2 separate regions of the Homo sapiens genome follow, and region 1 is linked to region 2. A link is a loop called in an ENCODE intact Hi-C map of the cell type or tissue named here. Cell type or tissue: MCF 10A. All regions are shown on one strand. Links, peaks and the distances in the headings refer to the core of each region. The heading gives the core; the rest is flanking DNA. Region 1 has its middle 48 kb from the start of HLA-E. Region 2 has its middle 18 kb from the start of RPP21.

Region 1 (5,390 bases), core at 241-5,240, 78 kb before region 2:
ATACAACCTGAAACCCTATCATTGACTATTTGTATTCTGTTATGTTAAAATAGATTGGTCTATCTTGCCCATTGAATGGATTTGTACTAATAATGAAAACAAACAAACAAAAACAAACCCTACACTATGTATGCCCAGTAGTTACCATATTTAACAGTGCATATCTAGAGTGCTCATAGTTTTCAATCTCCCCCAAAATATATGGTGGGACTCTCAGATTGAATATATATTAAATTATCTTCATCGAGAAGTCACGGATTTGTCCACATGGGCCTTAGACACGTCCTTAAAACACAGCAAGCCCACGAAAGTCTAATTAATATGTATATGTATAAGTGGAGGGTACAGACATTAACCGAAACATGATTTATCACCTCAACATTTTAAGTGTTCAAAAATGCCCATTGCCAGGGCTAATCATTGTCTATATTGCACTGGAATTCTGTTGTTATTGTTTGCTTTAACCAGGTGAATACAAGGAGAAGATAAGTATCCATTTTTCTCAAGACAAACTATTGGATATGACATATGTCAAGTATCCTGAAGGCTCTGTAGACATATTTTTTAAATTATAAAACAAGAGACTTAAACCTTAGAATTCTTTACCTGCTGCCCCTCCTCCCCTTGTATTCCAACAATTTTGTTTTCTTCACCCTTGGACTCCTCTTTCCTCATTGTCACAACCTAGCTGGAACAATACATGAAGTGTCTACAATTGGGCAGTGAAGAAGGATTCTCTAAGCATGACCTAAAAATAAACACCATAAAGAAGTATGAGGGTAGTTTTAAGTACTTATAAATTAAAAAACTTCTCTTTGGTAACCACAAACATAGATATATACAGACAGTTTCTCATAATCAACCTCAAAGACACATAAAAAATTTATAGACAAAATAATAATGCGTCCGAAGCTTTCTTCCAAAGTCCACTAGGAACATATCCTAGTGGGTGAAGAAGTTGGGTTTATTACTGGTTCCTGAGTGCAAGAATAGGTGCTGTGAGCCATGTGGTGTTTTGGTAAGAGGGTGTTAGAAAGAAATTCTTAAAGGATTTGGGCTTTGGTTGGGTGATCCTGGGGAGGGTGAGGAAGTGGGCTTCACTCTAGATTGGGTACTCGTCAGGAAGCAGGGGCAATTCTGTAATTGAATGTCTCAACAAATCTTAGCTCTAGTGAGGGTGGACTAGAGCAGAATAAAGCTGTAATTGGTAGACAAGCATCAGCCCCTGGTATTAGTGGAGAGAGTGCTTAGACAAAATTATGAAGTGTTCTTGTATTTCCTCACTTTATCATCATCTCAGAGTGAACTTTCTAATGTTGGTGTTTTGTGGTGATTGTGGTCCAATAGGAGAATAACATGGCTTAACAATGAACATTGGGCCAGCTTCATATAACAAGGAGTCCCAGCCATAAGTGTCAGATCAGTTCCTAGATATCAGAGGCTTCTTGTTTTCTTTCTTAAATTCAACATTTAAAAATATCTACGTCCCATTTGGAAAAGGATTAATGAATATTAGAGCATAATTTGGCATAGAAAATGCAAGTGTCAAATATAATAGTAATAAGTAAATGTCAACAAAATTAAAATGTGGATTAGGAAATGGGATGGAAGTTTAATATATCTTAGCTTGGCAAAGATGAAAGTCAAAGATAATAATATTGAGTGGAGAATAGGGGAAATTTACTGTCATAAAAGTTGATGGGATTAAATACTGGCATACAATTTCTAAAGAGTCAGGCATGTTGGCTTAATGCCTGTAATCCCAGCACTTTGGGAAGCTGAGGTGGGCAGATTGCTTGAGTCCAGGAGTTCCAGACCAGCCAGGGCAACATGGCGAAACCCCATCTCTACAAAAAATACAAAAAAAATTAGGCATGGTGGCACCCTCCTGTAGTCCCAGGAGGATCGCCTGAGCCGGGGAGGTCAAGGCTACGGTGAGCTGTGATCACACCACTGCACTCCAGCCTGAGGAACAGAGTGAGACCCCATCTCAAAGAAAAAACACCCCAGTGTCTAAAGAGCATTTTTGGAAAATGTCTCAAGAAGATCATGTTGATGCAAAAAACTTATCTTCTAAAAATGTAGCCTAAGAAGAAAATCACACGTTTTTAAAAATATATAACAAGAATATTCCTTGAATTATCGTTTATAAAACAAAAGAATGAAAACAACCAAAATAGTATAATCAATATGATGTTAGCTATGAATTGTGGACACTTAATATGTCTCAGTCAGTAATAATGTGTATAATACATAGACAATATATAATTTAATCATCAGAGAAAACCCATCAGGAATCTACTATGTGACTCAGAGAGGTTGAGGAGGTGGTGAAGCTGGATTGAAGCCAGGAGATCTTCTCTCAGACACCTAATTGACTCATCTTTTGTTGATGCTCTGCCCATAAGGTAGGTGAGTGTGACTCTGCACCCCATGCAAGTGAACCATTTCAATGTCCGTGAACATTCTATGACAGGCAGCTGCTAGGCTTAGAGCTCGGGAGGACAAAAGGGCATGTGTGACTTCACTGCCCACACCACACTAAAGTCCATCATCCGGTGTATATTTCAAGGTGAATCAAGATATTAGCTAGACATTGAAGATAGAAGAAGAGCTAAAGTAAGATCTTGATGATATGGAGCTTGCACTGTCATGAGAGAGACGGACATTTAGCAAAAATTACCAAGATAAATGTGAAACCACTACATTTATGAATTCTGAGAGAAAATTTCATAATATCGTGAAAGAAGATAACAAGGAGACCCAACAAGTCCCCTGCTACTATTATCAATAATATATAAAGGATGTAAGAAAATAAGTGGCATTTATGAAATAGGAACTCATTTATGTAAAATTATACACAAGAACGAGCTCTGGAAATTAAAAATGTGATTACAGAATCATAGAAATGAACAATTCATTAGATAATTTGGAAGACAAAAGTCATAATAAAATGGAAAAATGTTTGCAAAAAAGAAAGAAAAAGTGTAAGAACATTATACTATCAGGCCAAGTGTGGTGGCTCAAGCCTATAATCCTAGTGCTTTGGAGGCTAAGGAAAGAGAATTGCTTGAGCCCAGGAGTTCAAGACCAGCCAGGGCAACACAAGGAGACCCCGTATCAAAAAAACAAACAAACAAACAAACAACAAAAAATGCAATGTTTCAAAAGACTACATGAAGAATAGACTCAGAGATTGTCCTATGAAGACTGCCATAGTATAGGGCAGTAGTTGCAGGGAGACATGGGATCAGAGATCAAGGGATAAATTTCGATGGGAAGATTTTGTTTTGATTTGTTTAGTCCAGTTTTGTTTGTTTTTTTGGGGGGAGATATTACAGCACGTCTGCCTGTAGAAATGATGGGCCAGTAGAGAGTGGAAATTGATGATATAGGGGAAGGAAGGATTGATCTTATGCTTGAGTGCAGGGGTGGTCTTAGGAGCGGGGATCATCCATCATCACTGGTGGGAAGGCTGAGGATACAAGTGCAGATTTGGGGATAGTAATGGGATGGTGATGCATTTCTCACCTGGGTCCTCCTTTTTTTCCTGCGTGAAAGAGAAATAAATGTATAACCTAAAAATAGGGAGTGTGGAAGGAGTGGAGGGATGTGAGGGCAGAGAACAAAGTGAGAAACAGCCCCCTGAGGAATTGTAAGAGTGAACTGACCTGGGAGATGGCATTTGGAGAGTGCAGGGCTGTGGGCCACTGAGGTCTGTGGTCATAACTTTGGGGGTGGGAGAGAGAGAGAGAGAGAGAGAGAGAGAGATAGAGAGAGAGAGAGAATGGCACACATCCAGTAATGGGGCAGCAGCAGGAAAATATATAACTGACTAGAAGGAAATGAAACCACATATCTCTGCTGTAAGGATCATGGGATAGTTTAAATTTGTAATTGATCATTTGAAATATTTGGTAATTTTTCTGCAGTGAATATATATTACATTATAATGAGAAAAAGTTATATTTACAAATTAAAAAGGGAATGTTGATGGAGAAAGTGTAGATAATTTAGAAATATCAGAGAGGATAGAACATACTGAAGGGAATAAAAATAATTGCCTCTTTCCCCAACCCAACTCGGATCCCCATACCAACTACTCACATGCTCTGTTTTTAGAGGGACTCAAAAGCCTGTTTTATCCCAAATGCTTTTTCATAGGGTGACATGGAACTTTAGGGTAAGACTTGGCCTCTAGAATTCACCATTCCCTAGAGAACATGGTGCCCTACAGAAGAAAATCATCATCACTAACGTTGTCATTAGCACCACAAATTGCAGTACCAGCAATTGTGTCAAATGTGTTACAAGCCCTATTGCTATTTAATTTAATTTTCACACAAAAGAAAGTATTTACAGACAAAGAACTGAGCTCTATGAAGCCTCAAATAGCTTTCTGTATGTCATGCTGATCAGAGCAGTCCCAGGATATCCAGGTCTGTCTGACTCGAAGACCCAGGTCCTTTAAATAAATACATACTATTTTGGCTTTACAAGGAATGGGCAGTGTTTTGCACATGTGCCATATTCCGCTTCCTGTGCTGGTGTTTTGCATTCATTATTTCATATCATCCTTATCTAGCCCACACTATGCTCCACTAGGCTGGATGGACTTACAGCATCAGTGGATTCCCATTTTGGACCATGCAGATGATGTGAATTTCAGCTGCAGATCTTTGTGAAAAGGACCGGTTTTCTTATTCATCCCTACCCAGATAAGCTGTGTGTGTGTTTGTGTGTGTAGCTTAATGTAGATCTCCAATTAAAGGCAGTAGAGAGTGGAATAATCACTGGCTGATCAAGAATATACTCACAGTCCACAGCATGATTTACCTATCTCTGTACTGTTTTGCTCCCACTAACTGTAGCAAGTGCTGGATGCTCCTCACATGGCCAACAAGGTGTTCTTCTTCCCTAAGTCTGCAGCCCTCTTTCCTTGTCTACCCCAACCCCAAAATTCCAACTTTGTTCTGCCACTGCACCAAGTGCTTGCTTAAGGGCAGCAATTACCATTTTCCTAGCTCTTCATATCTTTAGAGTAGGCATCTTAAAGACAAAATATCCTCTCATGAGCAGATGCAAAGTGACACAGCACAGCACAGCACCAATTGATTATTGTGTAGAAACTCTCATCCAGTGAGTGAGAGGAGGGATGAAAAGGGTGAAAAGGGCAACCCCATCCTGCTATGTCCCATTGTTATTAATTGGGGATATTACTCCCAGTTTATATATTAAGAAACCAATGCTCAGTAATGAGGGTAATTTGTCCATAGTAATAAAAAAATGGTAAAGGCCATGTTCAAATTCAGACCAATTTTATTTCAGGGCCCATGTTTCCTTCATACATCATCCCTTGTGGCCAAAGTCATTGGCAGCAGCCATTGAAG
Region 2 (5,390 bases), core at 293-5,292:
GATGAGACACTTCAAAATCCTGGAGGTACAACCACTGGGACATGTGATGTGATCCCAGAAACTTGAGAGAAAGGAAGGGGTCTCAGGACGGGGTGTGTGTGTGTGTGTGTGTGTGACACTAGAGAGTTTGGGACAGGACTATGTCCTCTGTGCAGAAACAGCTGAAAACCTGGAGTTGAGAATTTCTACTGAAGGTCCCAGAAACACCCTGAGAAGAACAGGAAAATGGGAAGAGACAATCATAGTGACTGGCAAGTGAAGGATAAATAGCCAGGAGACATTTTTTTAGGTTTTCATAATTTACTTTACAAAATCATTGATAATGCATCAATGATAGATCCAAAAATATTTATTTAATCTCCTCTAGAGACAGTGATAGACTGTGACAATATAATGCTCAGAGAGACTTGGATTTAATTATAATCCAATTCTAATTGTGATTGTGACCACAGAGAGCCTGGAAGCAGTCTGTACTGGACCACATATACTGATTTATAATTCAGCTTTATGCTGGTTTCCACAGTTCTCACCACAGCTGCCACTGTGTCCCTCAATACTGAAGGGCATGTCCTGGCCAGGTTTTTCTGGCATTGAACAGGTACTGGCTACTTCTGGGTTCCCCTCACTTGCCTGCCACCTCCTGGTCTCCCTGAGTCACTGACAACTATGACCTGTAGATGCCACTCTGTGGAGCCCAAGATCAAAAGACACTGTGAAGACTACAAAAGGGAAAAGGCCAGCACTTTGGGAGGGTGAGGAGGGTGGATCAGGAGGTCAGGAGATCGAGACCATCCTGGCCAGCATGGTGAAACCCCGTCTCCACTAAAAATACAAAATTAGATGGGCTACTCAGGAGGCTGAGGCAGAAGAATCACTTGAACCTGGGAGGCAGAGGTTGCAGTGAGCCAAGATCATGCCACTGCACTCCAGCCTGGCAACAGAGCAAGACTTTGTATAAAAAAAAAAAAAAAAGAGAGAGAGAGTGAGAGAAAGAAGTTCATGTCGCCTGGACTAGCTCCATCCAGCAGTGCAAGGGAAAGATGCCGTGTTGACCAAATGTGCTGCTGATTTTCTGAATGTTGAGTGAGGATGGATCCACAATGGAGTCACAGTGGATTCTTCCTAACACCCAAACCCACAGAGAAAATGACTTCATAATCAGTGACTTCAGCAAACGCAGACCCTGGGAAGTCATGGTTTCTCATACACCATCATTTCTTTGTAGCAACTTCACATCTGGTTCTATCAAGAGGAATCCTTGTGGGTTAGGTGCCTTTGGAAAGATGTTTGTGTACTTCAGAGGATGGGAAATCTATTTTAAAGTACACTTCAAAGCCCTGACTTTATAAGGTTCTTAAGTATTGCCGGTTCCCAAACATTGCCAGTTGATACATAGAAATCTAGATATTAGATTCAGCTTTATCCTCTGGATATAACATGACAATTGTTAAAACTTTTCTCGCTTCCAACAATGATGCATAAAATGATGACATACCAAAGCAAAGCCTTGAGCAATCTTGAGAGAATCCCAGGGGCATATTTTACTCTGTTGAACATGTAGTCTGACATTGAGGGACCAATGTTGAGTGCCGTTCAAGAAAGTTTGGTGGGGATCCATCCGTTTCCTTAGTGAGCAATGTTTCCTCAGTTGAATGTGATCAGTTTTCCTATGTAGAAACTAGAGAACATTACCTAATCCCTGGTTTCCATAACAACCATTGAGCACCACCAGCACTGGGGGTGACACTGACAGGTCCTCACAGGACAAGTACTGTTGCCCCAAGTAAGGGCCTGCAGTGGAAGGGATGCAGAGCTTTAGCAGCAGGAACCTGAAACCTGAAACCTCACCACCAGGCACAGCATATAATCTGCCACTTCATGAGAAGTTTAACTTAATCATTGATCCACAATTGTGACACACTTTTAACCAAAGCCTAAAGGGAAATGAAGGCCTCATTACAGGTTCAACACAGTTTACAAACATCAGCCACAAAGACCCAGACTTATCTTAGGGATTGCTTTTGGCCTGGCGGGATTGAAGATGGGGATGCATTGGAGCTCTGCAGAGAACAATATGACCCTCTGTCACCCTGAAGGAAACAGAAGTTCCATACCAGGCATCATAGAATCTGATTTTGCCCACACATACTGCAGGCTCCTGAAGGAGAAAGTTCTCACCGGTACAAACCCTAAAAGTTAGTTTTCAGGAACAAATAGCTCTGTTTACTACAGTGAAATTTTTGAATCAAAAAGCAAATTTATAATGTCTAATAACAACATAAGTGGGTAGTAGGATCTTTGGAAGTTTTGGAATACTGTAGCACAGCGATGTTTCTGTTTTTTTAAAACAAAGTTATTTAATTTGTATAATGTTTCACAAATACTTAAAATAATACAAAATTACATTTTGAGCTTTGCATTGTCTTGTTAACATATGGTGATGCAGATAGAACGCAATTTATACTTTTAGATACAAATAATTGATTTTGAATTCAAGGAACTTGTTTGAATCAAGTACTTCTTTGGCATTTAATGAGTTTCTTGCAAACAGGTATCAACTTTTAAATTTGAGATACATAATTTTGCCTTACAACCATCCAATTAATTGCTTTTTAAACATTAGATTGTGATAGTTGTATTAGTTTCCTGTGGTTGCTGCAACAAATTGCCATAAACTTGATGGTTTAAAACAACAGAAATCTATCTTCTCACAACCTTGGAGGCCAGGAGCCCCAAATCAAGATCTCAGTAGGGCTATGCCCCTTCCAGAGGATCTAGGGGAGAATCAGTTCCTTGCATCTGTCATATTCTGGTGGCTGCAGGCATTCCTTGGCTTGTGGCTGCATCACTCCAATCTCTGCCTCTGTCTTCACATCACCTTCTCCTCTGTGTGTCTGTGAACCTCAAATTCCCTATGGGTACTGGGCTTAATACTTGGGTGATGAAATAATTTGTACAACAAACCCCTGTGACACAGGTTCACCTATGTAACAAACCTTCAACGTGTACCCTCAAACCTAAAATAAAAGTTTTTAAAAATTCCCTCTCCTTGTCTTTTATAAAAATACATGTCATTGCATTTAGGGCTCACCCAGATACTCCAGGCTAGCTCATCCTCTCAACATTCTTAAATTAATCATATCTTTTGCCATACAAAGTAATATTCACTCTTTTGTCATATAAAGTAATAGTTACATGTTCCAAGGATTTGACATGGATATCCTTGGAAGGGTTGTCTTCCAGACTACCAAAGTAGTACATTAGTTTCCTATGGCTGTTATAACAAATTACCACAAATTTGGTGACTTAATATAAAACATATGTATTCACTTACCGCTCTTGAAATCAGCAAATTAAAATAATTTTGAGTGGACTTCAGTTCACTCAAAATTACTTTCAGTGGACTAAAATCAAGATGTCAGATGGGCTGGTTCCTTCTGTAGGCTCTAGGGGAGAACCCATTCCCCAATCCTGTCCAGCTTCTAAGGCTGTTTATGTTACTTGGCTTGTAAGCCCTTCCTCCACCTTCAAAATGAATCACTTCAGTCTCTCCTGGCATCATCACATTCCCTTCTCCTCTGACTCTGACACTTCCTGCCTCCTCTGATAAGGACCACTGTGATTATATTGGGCCCACCCAGCAAATCCAAGATAATCTCTCTCAAGATTCTTAATCACATTTACAAAGTCCTTTTTCCCAAATAAGGCAACACTCACAGTTTCTGGGGATTAGGATGAGATTAGGGACGATTAACGAGATTACTCAGGTAGTAATTTGTGAGTAAAATTATTATAGAGAGGCAAATTATTTATATCTTATAGTTTGCAGAGCAATGTTGTTTACTGTGACTTTGGCATGTATTTTTAGCAATTAAAATGCTTTAAGGATTTATACCACATATTGATGGCTTTTGATTCTTTTGTATTCAAGACTATGCACATTTGGGGCTGTGTTTTCTAGAAACATACACAGTAACAGTATCTGAGCAGAACTTAGAAATACTGTATTACTATGAGAAAGTACATTTCGTTAATCTAACACACATTATGATTTATATTTGGCTCACAAGTTGATATGCCTTCTCAGATTTTTTCAGCTGTTTCCTTCTTTCTCTTTCTAAGTCGGTGCTCTACCTGGACTGGGTCAACTTGCCTCTTCAGGACTAGAAGAAACACCATGTTGCAAGGCATGGTATAGAAATACAACTGACTGCTACATATTGATTTTGTATCCTGCAACTTTGCTGAATTTGTTTATTAGTGCTCTCTCTCTCTCTTCCTCTGTGTGTGTGTGTGTGTGTGTGTGTGTGTGTGTGTGTGTAATCCTTAGGGTTTTCTGCATATATGATCATGCTGTCTTCTAACAAAGATAATTCTACTTCTTCCTTTCCATTTTGGGTGTTTTACTTTATTTTTCTTGCCTAGTTACTCTGGCTAGAACTTCCAATACTAAGTTGAACAGATGTGGTGAATAGGTATATTTGTCTTGTTTCTGATGGTAGAGAAAAAGCCTTCCTCATTCTTTCTCCTTGAATATGATGTTAGTGATGGGCTGCTCATATATCGCCTTTATTGTGTTGAGGTAGTTTCCTTCTATTCCTAGGTTGTTGAATGTTTTTATCAGAAAGGGTGTTGAATTCTGTTAAATGCTTTTCTGTGTCAATCGAGATGATTATGTGGACCATGAAAGTTTTGAAGTAGGAGAGAGACAGATGACATTTTCCTTTACAAAGACCTCTCTGGTTGCAGGCAGTCTTTGGAGGAGAACAAGACTGAAGGCAAAGAAATGTGTTGGGAAATTTTGGCAGAAATCCCAGGGACAGGCAATGATGATCTGAGCTGGGGAAGTGGCCACACACTACGATTCGCACCCCAGACAAGAGCAGAAGCCTGAGATGGAGTAGCTCCATAGGCCTAGGTGGGAGAGAAGGCTGAACCAGAGACCAGAAGCGTGCTGAGCTGAGTACTAAGCCCGCTGCTGCAGGTCAGTTAGAGGTCCAGAGGGAAAGGAGCTGTGGGTCTCCCGGCTTGGGGCACTGTCACGCAAACTAGGTTTGCGGGGATTAAGCTCTAAGTATTCGTGCACTTGGAAGGAGCGACAGCAGATGGGGAGCGCTGAGCGAGGACAGGGATGTGCAGTCTGCAGAGAGAACAGGAGCCGCCCTCGGTCGGCTAGAGGGCTGCAGTGCAGTGCCAAAGGAGGGACTCTGGAAGAGCAAAGCTGAGATCTGCAGTGAAAGTGACAGCAGAAGAACTTGAGGAAAAATACATTTCTCTGCTTTTTCGACTGTATTTGGTCTCTCTTTTCTAGCACTGGAGCCCATCTTCCTCTTTTCTTCCTTCTGGCCCTTTCTTCAATTGGACCATGTTTTCCTCCTATTGAAACACCC

What was found. Peaks named below come from ENCODE experiments on the same cell type or tissue, not always from the same donor. Only the 100,000 strongest peaks of a DNase experiment are listed, where the experiment ranks them.
Region 1: it touches region 2 in a loop (3-fold over the local background); 15 of 110 quality-filtered maps call a loop at or near these places.

The regions. Positions count from the first base shown.
Region 1 is chr6:30,438,361-30,443,750 of GRCh38, reverse strand. No RefSeq gene overlaps it. Among named protein-coding and RNA genes, the nearest start is that of HLA-E, 48 kb to the left of the region's middle. In MCF 10A, for the core only: no CTCF peak of the experiment used is centred there; a DNase peak (open chromatin) is centred at 2,370.
Region 2 is chr6:30,360,058-30,365,447 of GRCh38, reverse strand. It overlaps the pseudogene UBQLN1P1. Among named protein-coding and RNA genes, the nearest start is that of RPP21, 18 kb to the right of the region's middle. In MCF 10A, for the core only: no CTCF peak of the experiment used is centred there; no DNase peak of the experiment used is centred there.